Linked DNA regions of Homo sapiens: region 1 is linked to region 2. Evidence: chromatin contacts called from ENCODE Hi-C data. All regions are on one chromosome and are shown on one strand. The core of a region is the stretch at or near the end of the contact, and the rest is flanking DNA. Distances in the headings are between cores, read along the strand shown.

The links. A loop is a pair of places that touch in the nucleus more often than their neighbours do. Pooled maps may share reads with other maps.
Region 1: a map of psoas muscle shows a loop between it and region 2 (2.9-fold over the local background). The contact joins two enhancer-like sites. A Hi-C loop is called at or near these places in 5 of 168 maps with a recorded cell type or tissue (CD14-positive monocyte, gastrocnemius medialis, heart left ventricle and 1 more), 1 of 37 single-sample maps with no recorded cell type and 2 of 50 pooled maps.

Annotation. Positions count from the first base shown.
Region 1 is chr10:88,469,515-88,476,551 of GRCh38, forward strand. All of the region lies in intron 4 of RNLS (renalase, FAD dependent amine oxidase), which reads right to left. Among named protein-coding and RNA genes, the nearest start is that of RNLS, 110 kb to the right of the region's middle. Within about 2 kb of position 5,662, at least 10 of the 41 ENCODE cell types and tissues checked have a DNase peak (open chromatin) inside an H3K27ac peak, as active enhancers do.
Region 2 is chr10:88,424,963-88,431,824 of GRCh38, forward strand. The region is part of intron 4 of RNLS (renalase, FAD dependent amine oxidase); the gene reads right to left. Among named protein-coding and RNA genes, the nearest start is that of RNLS, 150 kb to the right of the region's middle. Within about 2 kb of position 3,814, at least 2 of the 41 ENCODE cell types and tissues checked have a DNase peak (open chromatin) inside an H3K27ac peak, as active enhancers do.

The DNA of each region.
Region 1 (7,037 bases), core at 4,412-6,911, 46 kb after region 2:
AGACAGTCAGGTGGCAGAAGTGTTATATAGTTGCACAATTAAAGAAATACTGAATTAAAGAAGGGTTTATTGCAGGACTTCTTTGATATACATATTAGCACTAGCATAAGGAGAGGACGCAGTATACAGTGTCTGTCAAATTTACTTAAACATCAAAACCTTTCTTTTTTCTTTTCTGTTTCTTTTTTCTTTTTTGAGAAAACCTGCTAGCATCTCTGCTTATGTGATTGTTCTTAGAAGACAAAAAATATATGCTGCTCCAAGGAAATAATGGATCCATCTATGGGTCAATATTTTTATGTGTGTGCGTGTGTGTGTGTGTGTGTGTGTGTGTGTGTGTGTGTGTGCTTTGCTCCACTTTCTAAATTTCTTACACCTAAAGTTATGTTGAATACATACATACATATATATACAAAGTATATGTATATAGTATCTTATACATATACATATGTATATCTCATATATATTTATATATAGTCTGTTTCTATAAGTGAAACAACCCAAGTACTCTTTATTTTCATAAATGAATTAGTAGTATTTCTAACATATATTAATAGTTTCTTATTGCCCAAAGTTTAGAATCAAGAGTCCCTTTCCTTTTACCCATGGAAACACACAGATTTTATTTTTAATTTCAGTTCTCCATTACATGTTTTTTTTTAAGCTTTTATTTTAAGTTCAGGGATACATGTGCAGGTTTGTTATAGAGGTAAATAGTGTGTCAAGGGGGTTTGCTGTACAGATTATTTTGTCACCCAGGTAATAAGCATAGTACCCGATAGGTAGACACATGAACACATATGTCCATCACAGCACTATTCGCAATAGTAAAGACATGGAATCAACCTAAATGCCCATCAATGGTAGACTGGAGAAAGAAAATGTGGTACATAAGTTCTCTGTTTTATATACCCTGCATGAGGGCAGCCAAGTTAATGCTATAATCATCACTTAGTGTATTTGGGAGAAAAGAAGTTACCTGTTACCTGTTCTACAAATTAATAAATATTTCTGCATTTTTGTTTCCTATGCAAATGTACATATACACACATATATGGTTTATAAAAATGGTAACATACTATACAAATGTTTTGTAATTTTAATTTTTTTTTTTTTTTTGAGACAGAGTCTCGCTCTGTTGCCCAGGCTGGAGTGCTGTGGCACAATCTTGGCTCACTGCAACCTCCACCTCCTGGATTCAAGCAATTCTCCTGCCTCAGCCTCCTGAGTAGCTGGGATTACAGGAGCATGCTACCATGCCCGGCTAATTTTTGTATTTTTAGTAGAGACGGGGTTTCACCATGTTGGTCAGGCTGGTCTCAAACTCCTGACCTTGTGATCCACCCGCCTCGGCCTCCCAAAGTGCTGGGATTACAGGTGTGAGCCACCACAGCCGGCCTGTAATTTTAATTTTTAAACTTAATGAGGTATGATAAGCATCTTTCCATGCCAGCGTATAGAGTTCTACCACTCTTCATTAACACTGCCTGGTATAAATTGTGTGGATGGAGTCATATATATCTTAGCCCTGTAATCTCATTTAACTTCTAGGTACCTCAATGTTTGTCTAAGTAAAGGTAACCTACCTACAAGGAAGATTTTCAAGGAAAATATTTAAGTAAAGCACTTAGCACAAGGCTGGAACAGAATGTGCTCAGTACATGGAGCTATATCAATATATCTATTCCATAATATTACTATTAAGGGATTATTCTATTAATATTGTCATTAATAGATAACTGAATTATTTCCAATTTTGACTTCAATAAATAAGACTGCAACACACTAATTGCAGCCTTGGGTGTGGATTTCTACAGAATAAACTCCAAAAAAGTGGAACTGCTAGGTCAATGTTATGCCCATTTTAAGTTTTGCTAACATGGCCAAATTTCTTTTCAGAGAGGCCTTTTCCAGTGGGCACTCTCACCAGCAATGGGTGCTGCTTGCTGGCTACCTTTTGGGGAAGGCAAAGTAAGGGGAAGGGATTTTATCAGTCTCTGGAAGAATGTATAGAGTACTGTAAGGCGAAAAGAGAGGGCCATTCTGTGGAGAGGTGTCACGAGTTCCCAAGGCCACTTTCAGGCTTGATGATTCATGAGAAGAACTTACAGGCTTCAGAAAAGCTGTTAAATTCACAGGGTATCGTTTACTATAGTGAAAGGACGCAGATTAAAATTAGCAAAGGAAAGGGAGAAGGTACATGTTTGGAAGTCCAGAAGAAACCAGGTGCAAGGTTTTTGTGGTCCCCTCCCCATGGAGTCTCATGGGGATGTGTCTAATTCTCCCAGCAACAATGTATGACAACACATGCTCAATGTTGCCAACCAGAAAGGCTCACATGAGCCTTGGTGTCCAGAGTTGTTATTGGAGATCAGCAATATAGGCCCCTTAACTGACCTCAGCTACTGAGATTCCAGCCTCCCCCTACCTAAAAGAAAAAAAAAAGTCTTCACCATAAATCACATCGTCAGGATAAATTTATCTGTACAGCATGGTCCAAGGCCTCAGGCATACAAAAAGACTCTTATCTGGAAGAATATTTCAAGAGCTCAGAGGTTAATTCCCAGGAGCTGACCAAGGGCTAGTCCTGAAGGCAGGCATTTCTTTGAAATGTGCAGGATTTGAATAACCCAGGCCTGCTGAGTTAACCCCTTCCTTCCTGCCCAGGGCTGGGAAGGGGATGGCATAAGCAAAGCAGTGAGAAGGAGGTGTATAAAGCACAATTAGGGACAAGAGTGGGATCTGGTATTTTAAAGAGAAGAAGAGAAGGAAATTAAGGGGAAAAGTAGGTTGAGTCAAATCATGAAGAGTCTTAAATACAGATAAGCACAGGTTTGAGGAAGATTAATCTGGTAGTGGTTTTAAAGATGAGTTGAAGTCAAAAGAGTCTGGAGCCTGGGGAACCTGTTAACAAGCCCGAGACAGGAGGTGCTAAAGCAGCACGATAGGCATGAAAATGGAAGGGATCTGCCCAAACAAGACTTCAAGAGTTGCCGAAAATAGGTGGACAAAGGTGAGGGGAAGGAAAAGGTAAGAATTTCCTAGGAATATAAGCTTCTGTGGTTATAGGTAAAAGCCTCTGTTGACAGGAATAAAGCTGTTAGTACAGCCACATTCATATATTCATATAGTCACATTCATATATTCAACAACTATTTATTAGAGGCTTATTAAGTACCAAACTATTTGTCTTCATAGTGTGTTCCATGAACTACAGGCACCCCATCACCTGGGGGAGCTTGTTGACAAAGCATTTCACTCTTCCCAAGAGCTACTGAATTCAAGTCTCTAGCACAGGGTTTGGAAATCTACATTTTTAACAAGCACTCAGATACTCTTATCACCCACAAAGTCTGAAATTCTCTGTTAATTATGGGTCCCAGAAAATCGTCTATGTTGGGAATTTAACTAGTCATGCATAACTTAACCGTGAGGATATGTTCTAAGAAATATAAGGCAATTTTGTTGTTTTGCAAACATCATAGAGTGTACTAACACAAACCTTGATGAACAGTCTACTACACACCTAGGCTAGGTGATACAGCCTATTGCTCCTAGGCTACAAACCTGTACAGCATGTTACTGTACTGAATACTGTAGGCAACTGTAGCAAAATGGTATTTGTGTATCTAAACACAGGTAAAAATAGAAAAGGTACAGTAAAAATATCGTAGGATAATCTTATAGGACCACTGACGTATATGTGATCTGGTGTTGACTGAAACACCATTATGTGGCACATGACTGTATATCTCAAACGGTGAAAATAGGAAGAAGAAAAATGGCATAAAGAAAGATCCTTTTTTTCCTACCAGCAACTCAAGATGAGAGTTTGTCTTGCATGATATGTGTTTCAAATGTAGGCACTTGGGTGAAGCAGAAACTACCATTTTATTTTTCTGGGTAGTAAAACACACACACACACACACACAAATATGGCACACAGGCCTTGATGTTATAAAATGATGGTTAAACTTTGGAGACTTGAGTCATGTTCAAGTGTACAGTCCAGGTATGCAATCTATGATTATGAAAAGCACAGCCCTTCTTTACCAAGCATGACAAGGTCTTTGCCTAGTACAACCCATGACTGCTACAAAAAATATATACCATGCATTTATTTTAGAAAGAAGCACATTAAGAAGACGTCTTTAAATATAGAAAGTAGAAAATCTTATTTAAATTTGGGCAACCCTTTAGACCTTAGAATGTTTATAAAGGAGATTTTTTAAAAATGAAGTTTCAGAGGAAGGAAACATTGCAATTGACAGGTCAGGGCTCAGTGTATAAGACTAATTAAATAAAAAGCCATATATATATATTTTTCTCTCCTCTCTTCTTCACCAAGCTTCTCTCTTTCCTCCTTCTTTTCCTTTCATAAATGAGTCTTTTCTGCTCCTGGTTGTCAGTGCAGAAGACAGCATGTTCCAGAATATGCAGCTTTCCTTGTTTAATACAATGTTGATGGTTTCTTTCATTAAATTTTAGCATCCTTGTGAAAATCTGGCAAATACTATGATACATGCTATCTCCATTAAATGTATTAAAATAACATTCAATCAGGAAATTAGTTAAGTATTCTCTAAATAAATTATATTTGAGATGCTGCATATAAAATATGGTAATTGTGGGAGCAAATCAAATTATACATAATATTTTAATGTTCTGTTAGATGAAGTTGAATTGAGCAGAAAAAAAAACAACCTTTAGAGCCAGACAGATCTCAGTTTGATTTATGGCTCCAGATTCAGGGAAGTTATTTAGGCTTTCTGAATCCATTATTAAATTCTCATCCATTATCATTGTTTCTGAATGGGGCATAATTGGCATTTGAGGCAGGAGAATTCTTTGTTGCGTGAGGTATTTCTCAGCATTGCATGGCAGTTCCCACACCTATGTCCCTCCTTCTTCTAGCAATTAAATGCTAGCAGCATTCCCACCTCCAGTATTCCCACAACCAAATACCTGGACAAATTTGCAAATGCCCTGTAGGAAGGCGGTGACTCTCCTAGTTCACAGCAAGTGTATTAAATGGATTATAATAATACCTCTTCAAGTTGGAAGGCTTAAATGAGAACATTTTCCTGGCACTTTTGAGTAAACAAAAAGGTAGTTAAGAAAATGTGTTGAGGTCAGTCAGACCTGGGCTCTGTTCCAGCCCTGTCAATAGTGTCTCTGTGTAGCAAATTGCTTAATCTAAACCTGAGCATCTCATCTATAAAATTACAATAGGTGTAATACCTGACTCAGAGGATTATTTGAGGATTCAATGAAGTAACATATGCCAAGCTCTAAGCACTGATCCTGGTGCAGTCAGCTCTTAGTCAAGTTGGCTATAGTTGCTGCCTCATTATTAAGGCCAGACTCCTGAGACTGGGGAAAAGCAGGTAGCAAAGAAATATGATGCCTTGTTTGAGAAGTTTTACAAAAACAGGATATAAAAAGTAGTTGGAGAAAGTAGTCAGCTCCCCCCGGCAACAAGATAGTGGACTGCCATGTATGTTTGAAGGCAGAGGGAAAGTAGACACTGGCGAAACTGAGGCTGAGATCCAAGAAGATAGAAAGGTGACAATGTGAGATGTAATGAAGAAGTCAGGAGGCTTGGGCACACAGGGCGACAGGGCAGCCCTGGCATTCACTGTGGCTTTTCCAAGTATGAAGCTGTTTTTACACATTTGTAGAGTTAGCCCAATTTCATTGGGATTTTCACCTGCTCCACACTTTATTAGTGCCTCACACTAAAAGTGATGGCCAGCAACCAACCGAGCCGCTTTAATGTTATCAAACTCAAGAGAAAGGCATCTGGAACTGAGTGTTCTGGCTAAAAATAAGGAAGCCCAATCTAGTTTGAAATGAAGCAATCTTCTCCCTAAAAATTCTTCCTGGGGCTAGATCTTAGCCTCAGAGCCCTGAAATCTAATAGCAATTTAAGGAACACTTTTTCATTTTCTTCGAGTACATTTTCAATGATCTTTTTAACCCTCAGTTGTCCTTTCTTTTCTTCTAACTTCTATTAGCAGCATTAAAAAACCTTTTCTTTTCGGATTCATTCCAATGTCCTTTCAGTCTCTAATCTCACCTTCCTATGTCAAGAGGTATTTTGCAACACAATTATTTTCCTTCCTAAAAACTGCAGCTGTTCCCTCTACACTCTCTGTGAGGATCCAGAGATCACAGGAAAAACATGGTCTCTGGCTTTTGGGGGGTGGGACTTTGTGTCTTCTTGAGCATTTGGTCAGCCTTTTAAAATTTTTAATTAAGAAAATACAAAATCCATGAAATTAGAAAAATAGTAACATTGATTACAATGGTAATATTGCAGGCTGCATTTCAAAAATTAAAAAATTAAGGGGAAAAATCAAGTTTTAAAAATGATAGTCCTATTCTAAAGCTGCATAGGAAGCAACTGAAAAGTTAAAAATAGCAGAAAAATACTAACTCTTTAGGTAAAGGATCCTCTACAGGACATTACTCTTTGGAGATGTTCTATAAATCCAGGGGTTTATGATTCAGGAGACTCTTCTTACCCTGCCTTCACTTGGAGGTTCACAATGCAGATCCTGGGAGTCCAGAAGACAATAACTTACATGATTTATTTTATATCAGTCCCTTCCAAACCTATCTAAGGAACGGATGTGCTTTTTATGGAATGCCTATTAAAATCTCACAGAACAAATTAATATGTTGAAGAAACAGGATTTACATTTTGTTTTTGTTTTGGTGGTTGTTACTGTTTTTCATTTTCTTAAACTTCTAATGCATTGATGACTTAGATTTTTGTTAAATACAAAAATCATATATTTGGATGTCATGACAATAGCAAATTACTACAGAAGTTTCTAATCACTTTTCAATATCTAATCCATTGTAAACTAATTACACATAGTTTGCTGATGGGCACTGGTCCATGGACCACACCAAGGAGCTATTCTTTTATCCATGCTGTATACCCTTTAATCTTGATGCATATTATGAGGACGGGGACAACAGAGTAAATAAAAAGCTTTTCCCTCTAAAAAGTAGAATAATGGGTACAT
Region 2 (6,862 bases), core at 2,564-5,063:
AACTTACATGACCTTCCAGCATCCTGCTCGTTTTTCACACTGCTTTGGATTTGGTAGCTCCATGTATTAAGATAATCAGGATGCTCAAATATATTGCCACACACCGTAAAACTGGGTGATATCCATGCCACAGCCATTGGCAGCATGTTACTGAAAGTTTTGAAGGGGAGGAAGGGAACTGTGCATATAATATTTCACCCCCATCTATTCTTTCCCCACGCTTCATCAGAACAGATGGCAGAGATGCATTAGTTGTCTCGTTTTGTTTTGAAATGTTTCATTGTAAAATAAACAATTCTTCAGTAGAGTTTTTGTTAGTACATAAAACTAGACTTAGAGTAAAGTTAAATGCCTTTTCCCCACTACCCCTGCCCCAAAGCATAAATAAAACAAAAATTAAAAGATGCATCAAACCAAATACAAATAAAGCAAAAAGTCAAAAGGAGCTAATAAAGTTGAAACTGCTGGCAACTTCTGTCTTTGTCCTAATGTGTTTCTGTACAATGAATCTTCCTATTTACCCACAAATTAATGTTTTCATTATGCTGCATTTAGTTTTATATTGCCTGGCAGTATGTCTAAGGTGGCTTTGAGTAAGCCACCTCATTAACAATGATTTATTGGGTATTCCACCTAGTATGAGGTACAGAAGTATAAGACATGATCATTGCTCTCAAGGAATTTAAAATCTGTTTAAGTATTTTTCTTAAAAATGATAGCTAAAAATACAAAACTGTATGTGTTAAGTGACAGCTAATTGGTTTAGACATCAGCTGCTATAGAAGGTTAGAAAAAGGTGAAATGACTTACACTTAGGGTAGAGAAAAAAACGTTGATGTGAGGTGTGAGCTAAAGATTCAGATAAGTAGAAAAAGACATTCCAAAAAGAATGGTAAGAGTAGGGCACAGATACAGGAAAACACAAAGTGTGTTTGGAGTAGGGGGTCAATGAACTGTGGCAGGAATGATAAAATTAGGGAGGGAGAAAGACCTAGAATAGAATGCACAAGTGTCCCTGAAAATTTTAAAGTTCCAGAATTATCCCAAAACTAACTTGGAAGTTTACTCTGTTGCTGGACAGAGGGCTAGAATAGTATACTTTCAATATGACTTCATTCATTCATTTAGTTTGTTATATGGCAGTTTAGCGGTATGTGTATTAGGTGCTGTAGACACAATGAAATTAGAATATGGCTCTTTGTACTCAAGAAGATCACAGTCTAATGTGGAACACAGAGAAGTACACAAGAATTAAAACCCATACTGAAGGTCATACCATGTCAAACTTGGGGCACATTTGGCAGTTCACCAAAATCCTGTTCCAATGAAGTAGGCTCATGTGAATAGTGGGAAACACAGAATAGAGGCCAAGGAGGGAGTCATCATCATTTATGTCTTCAATATTGTAACATAGGACATTTGTACTGACAACTTATGAGGGCTGTAAGTTATATATAGAAAACATTCCCCCCAATTCCCCCTTTTTTTACTGTTGGGAAAAAGAAAAGGAGGAGATACAGGGAAAAAAAATTCACAAGAGGAAGTCAGGCCCCCTTAATAAGCAAATGTTTTTAGAAGAGAAAAAAGATGAAGAAATTTTGTTATTTCTAATTGCTAGCATTTAATCATAGCTATCACTCACAGATCACATACTACTTGCCTGGCACTGTTCTAGATGCTTTGCATGTATTAACTCAGTTACCACAACAACCCCATGAGACAGGTACTATTATTATCCCCTTCCATACATACCTTCTTAGAGATGGCCAAGGCACCAAAGACAGTAAGGAGGAGGAGCCAGGGTTCAAGTTCAGCCCTGTTCTTAACCAGCACATAACACAGCTTTCTCATAAGTGTGAAGATCCTAGGGGGTAACAGTAGTACATGGGGAGGGGAAGCCCTCAGAAAGATGTCAGATAAAGATCAGTTAAACCTAAGAAAAGCTAAAATGGGTGGAGTAAATTGATGGGAAGAGCCTACATTATTTTACTTTGTAATGGTGGTTAGAATTACATAAACAGGAAATGGTTTCCTTTTAGTAACTAATAAAAACAGTATCTAATATTGATTAAGCATCTATATGTGTCTGGTACTCCCCACAGGTACCATTATTACCACCATTTTGCAAAAAGAAAATTGGAGATTCGTGGTTAAATAGAAAGAGGTTTGTTTAATCTTTATCACAATTCACACAGTTAGCAAGGACTAGTGCGTCTAATCTTTACTACCACACTATACTCATTATCCCTACAATTACCTTATGGTTATCAGCCTTGTGGATTCTACTGATCTGTTAGAATGCCAAAAGTCCTACTGTGCTGGAGTGGAATCAGGGTATGGCATTGAGGGGTAAGTCTATATTTCTTTGACAGGGTGGCTGGCTCTTTATGGCATTTCAGAACAAGAAGAATTATTTGAGATTTTGGATAATCCATGTCTCTGCCTCCATCCAAGGGTGGACAATTGTTGATCTCTTTCCAATATCTAATATTTGCATATTAACTGCTCTTTCTCTTAAAGTAAGATATTTCACCTACCTGACACATTTCAACTTGTAAACTCCAGATGCAGGCATGAAAATCATATCTCTTTTCAAGTTCAAAGAACAGAAAACCATAATCAACTATAGTACAGGAATTGGAGATTGCATTATTCCTGTTGAATTCTGGTGGCCAAATAAAAATCTACTTACTATTTGATACAAATAAAGGAAAATGTATCAACAACTCCATAGAACAGAGAGAAATCAGTCATATTCTTAAAGTCATTAAAGGGAAAAGATACAAATGATGTTGATTGGATATCTTCCATATGCTGTGCATTTGACATACTTTATAGTAACTCATGTTGTTCTCAGAATGATCCATGGCTTATGATCTCACTTCATATAGGAAGCAACTGAACTACAGCATGGTTAAGTAAGTTCCTCCCAGTCAAAAAGCTGAGTAGCAGAGACAGCTTAGATATGCTTACGTTTTCTTTGTACTATGTTGCCTTTACTAGGAGACAGTAGAGTGGAAATCAACTCTCTGTTTCTGTCAGAATTGTTATGAAGACTGGACATACCTTGAACAATAAAAAAAAAGACTAGAGGTTTAAAGGCAGAAATAATGCAAAGCAAAAGGGCAAAGACTGTTGTTAACATTGGACAAAAGATCTGTATGTTAGCATTTAAAAGAATTTTATTTCTGATCATAATTTCCCGAATCTCTCGCTCCATTTCCATTTCTCATGAAGATGTGCAAGTGTAACACTGAATTTATTTTCCAAGGAAAAGAGCTAGGACTATTACTAATAAGAAAACACACTTTTGCATTTCTGTAGTTTTATAAAGTGTCCCCCACCTCCTTCCAAATGTTAAATGCTTGACTATAATGTGAAAGGTTCACTTTTATTCATTTACCTTTCTCAAATTTGTCTTTTGCAAGAAATGTGCTGGTCTAAATTTGATTCTGTTAACGACACTCTACTTAGGCTTTAAATGGCTTAACTGTGTCTAAGAGCACAACCGAAGACTAATCTGACTGAGACTGATAAGACTGTCCATGTGGTTTTGACCCTTGGAGAGGATAGTGGGAGGATATTATCCTTTCTACTTTGTGCTGTTCTCAGAGGACAGTCACAAATGTGTAAACAAATGTGAAAGAGAAATAAAGGGGACAGCCAGATTGCCAGAGATCCATTACTTTACCCCTGGGGTATGTGGCTATTATAGAACTGGGGCAAATGCCAAGAGCACTGAATTCAAAGGGACACTCCCTGAAGTGATTCATCTATTTAGACAACATCAGAGGAATATCAGATCAGATCCTACTGTGTGAAGAGGTTACACCATGGGCATTTGGTAGTCACTTTGGGAATTATATTAATTTACAGCAGCCTGAGTACACAGTGCCAATGTGTCATTAAAGGTGAAGGCAGAATCTATTTCTATTCAAGATGGAAAGGGCAGTTGGTTGTGCATTTTTTCCTTTCAGCCACACTTGCAAACATGGATGGTAGCCATGGTGAGTTTGAAAGATAAAGGCTTACTAAGTAATATTCTGGTGTCTTAAAAGAGTTAATGCTTTCATTAATCTCATCTAGTAAGAACTGACTTAAAGAAGCTTTAAAAAAAATCAGGGACCAATTCACCATTCTGTAAAGAGAGGCAAAGTGAAACAGGAGAAAAACAACCAGGCTCTGAAGTCAGGAAACCTGGGTTGGAGCCAGGGCCGCCACTTTCTAGCAGTGGAATCTTGGACAAGTAATTAAACCTATCTGAGACTTAGTTTACTCATATGTAAGATGGACATACTAACAACATCCTCTTTACAAAGCTGCTGTGTAATCAAGATGATATATAGAAAATCCATCTATAACTTGAACTCTGCTATACAAAGTTTAGTCATTACTGCTATATTGGAAAATAAAAACATACAAACAAAAAGAATTCCTTTGAATGTAATTCAAATTTTAGTTTCCTGAACAGGAATGTTGAATAAATTTGGAGTTCACGTTCATCATCTGTCTTCCAGGGTTCAAAAAGACAAAGGTGGCTGGAGTCATTTCCTGACCCCAAATCCAATGATCAATTTGTTCTTTTATGGATCATATTTTTGGTGTTATACCTAAGAAATCTTCACCTAATCCCAAGCCATAAAGATTTATTTTCTATGTTTTCTTTTAGAAGTTTTGTAATTTTAGGTTTTATATTTAGGCCTGTGATTCACTTTGAGTTAATTTTTATACATTGTGAGATAAAGATCACAGTTCAGCTTTTCATTTTTTATTCTATAATTTTTTTCATGCATATAGCCTTCCAATTACTCCAGCACAATATGTTGAAAAGACTGTCATTTCTCCACTGAACTGCTCTCACATCTTTGTCAAAAATCAATTGTCTATATACAAGTGAAATGATTTCTATTCGGTTCCGCTGATCCTGTCTATCTGTATGCCAATACCATATAGCTTTATGATATTCTTGAAATCAGGCTATGTTAGCTCTCCAACTGTGTTCTGTTTTCAAATTGTTTTCCCTATTCTAGGTCCTTTGCATTTACACATGAATTTTAGAATCAGTTTTCAATTTCCACAAAAAACCTGTAGGGAATTTGATTGGGACTGCATTAAATGTATAAATCAATATGGGGAGAATATTGATTCTTCCAAGCCATGAAAAAGGTATTTTCTTTTATTTGTCCATTTACTTAGGTCTTCTGTATGTCTTTCAGTAATGTTTTATAGTTTTCCATGTATATATCTCATATATCTTTTGTCAGATATATTCCTATGTTTCATTTTTAAATGCTATTATAAATGTATTCTTTTAAACATTTTTATTTCTAATTGTCATTACTAATATAAACAAATACAGTTAAATTTTGCATATTTCTCTAGTAGATAGCAGCCTTGCTCAACTCACTTATTCTACTAGCTGCTTTTGTGGATTTCACTGAATTTTCTATATAGACACTTGTGTCATCTGTAAATAGAGACAGCTTTACATCTTCCTTTCCAATCTGGATACTTTATATTTCTTTTTCTCCCTATTGTACTGTCTAACCCCCCTAGTTAAATGTTGAACAAAAGTAGTAACAGCAGCCATCCTTATCTTGTACTCAACAGTAGTAGGAAAGAAAGCATTTGGTTTTTTTACTACGAAGTATGGTGTTGGTTTTTCACAGATGGCCATTGATTGAGAAAGTTCCCTTCTATTCCTGGTTTGCTATTCCTGGTTTGCTAACAGTTTTTATCAGAAATAGATATTGGATTTTGTTAAATGCTTTTCCTGCATCTACTGGGATGATCATAGATTTTTCTAGTTTTTTAATATGGTGAGTTAAATTAAATTTTGAATGTTAGACAAACCTTCCATTTATGGGATAAACCCCATTTTGTCGTGGTCTTTTGTATATGTTGTTGAATTAAATTTGCTACAATGTTTTTCAGAATTTTTTTTCTCTTTTTATAGAGATATTGACCTGTAGTTCTGTTTTCTTGCAATGTCTTTGTTTTTGATATTTGAGTAATGCTGGCTTCATGAATTAGGTTGGAAAGTATTGCCTCTAGTACTTCAATTTTCTGGAAGAATTGTGTAGGATTGGTATTATGTCTTAAATATTTGGTAGAATTTTTCCAATTAAACTATATGTCCTGGAATTTTCTTTGTTAGAAGGTTTTAACTACAAATTCAATTTCTTTAGTAGGTCTAGGGCTGTTCAGGTTATCTATTTATTTTTGAGTGTGCTTTGGTAATTTGTGTTTTTCAAGAAATGTGTCCATTTCATCTAAATGTCACATTTATAGGCATAAGCTGTTCACAATATTTCTTTATTGTGTAGATATACCAGTATCTCTACAGACTTGGTAATTACGTCATCTCTCTCATTACTGATATTAGCAATTTGTGTCTCTTATTTTCATGATCAGTCTGGCTAGAGAATTACTAATTTTACTTAATCTTGTCAAAGAAGCAAATTTTGGTTTCACTTGTTTTTCTATTGTTTTTCTGTTTCCTATTTCATTAATTTCCACTTTAAGCTATATCATTTCATTTCTTCCTCTAATTTTGGGCTTTCTTTGCTCTTTAATTTCTATCTTCCTGAGGTAGAAAATGAGGTTACTGATTTGAGACCTTTCTTCTTTACCAAGATAAGCATTTAGCACATAAATTTCCTCCAACATATTGGTTTAGCAGTATCCCAGAAATTCTGATACGTTGTATTTTCGCATTAATTCAGTTCAAAATACTTCCTAATTTCCCCTGTTGACTTTCCCCTTGAGCTATTTGGAAGTATGTTATGTAGTTTTTCAAATATTTGAGGATTTCTCAGAAATGTGTCATTGATTTTAAATTTAATTCTACTGTATTTAGAGA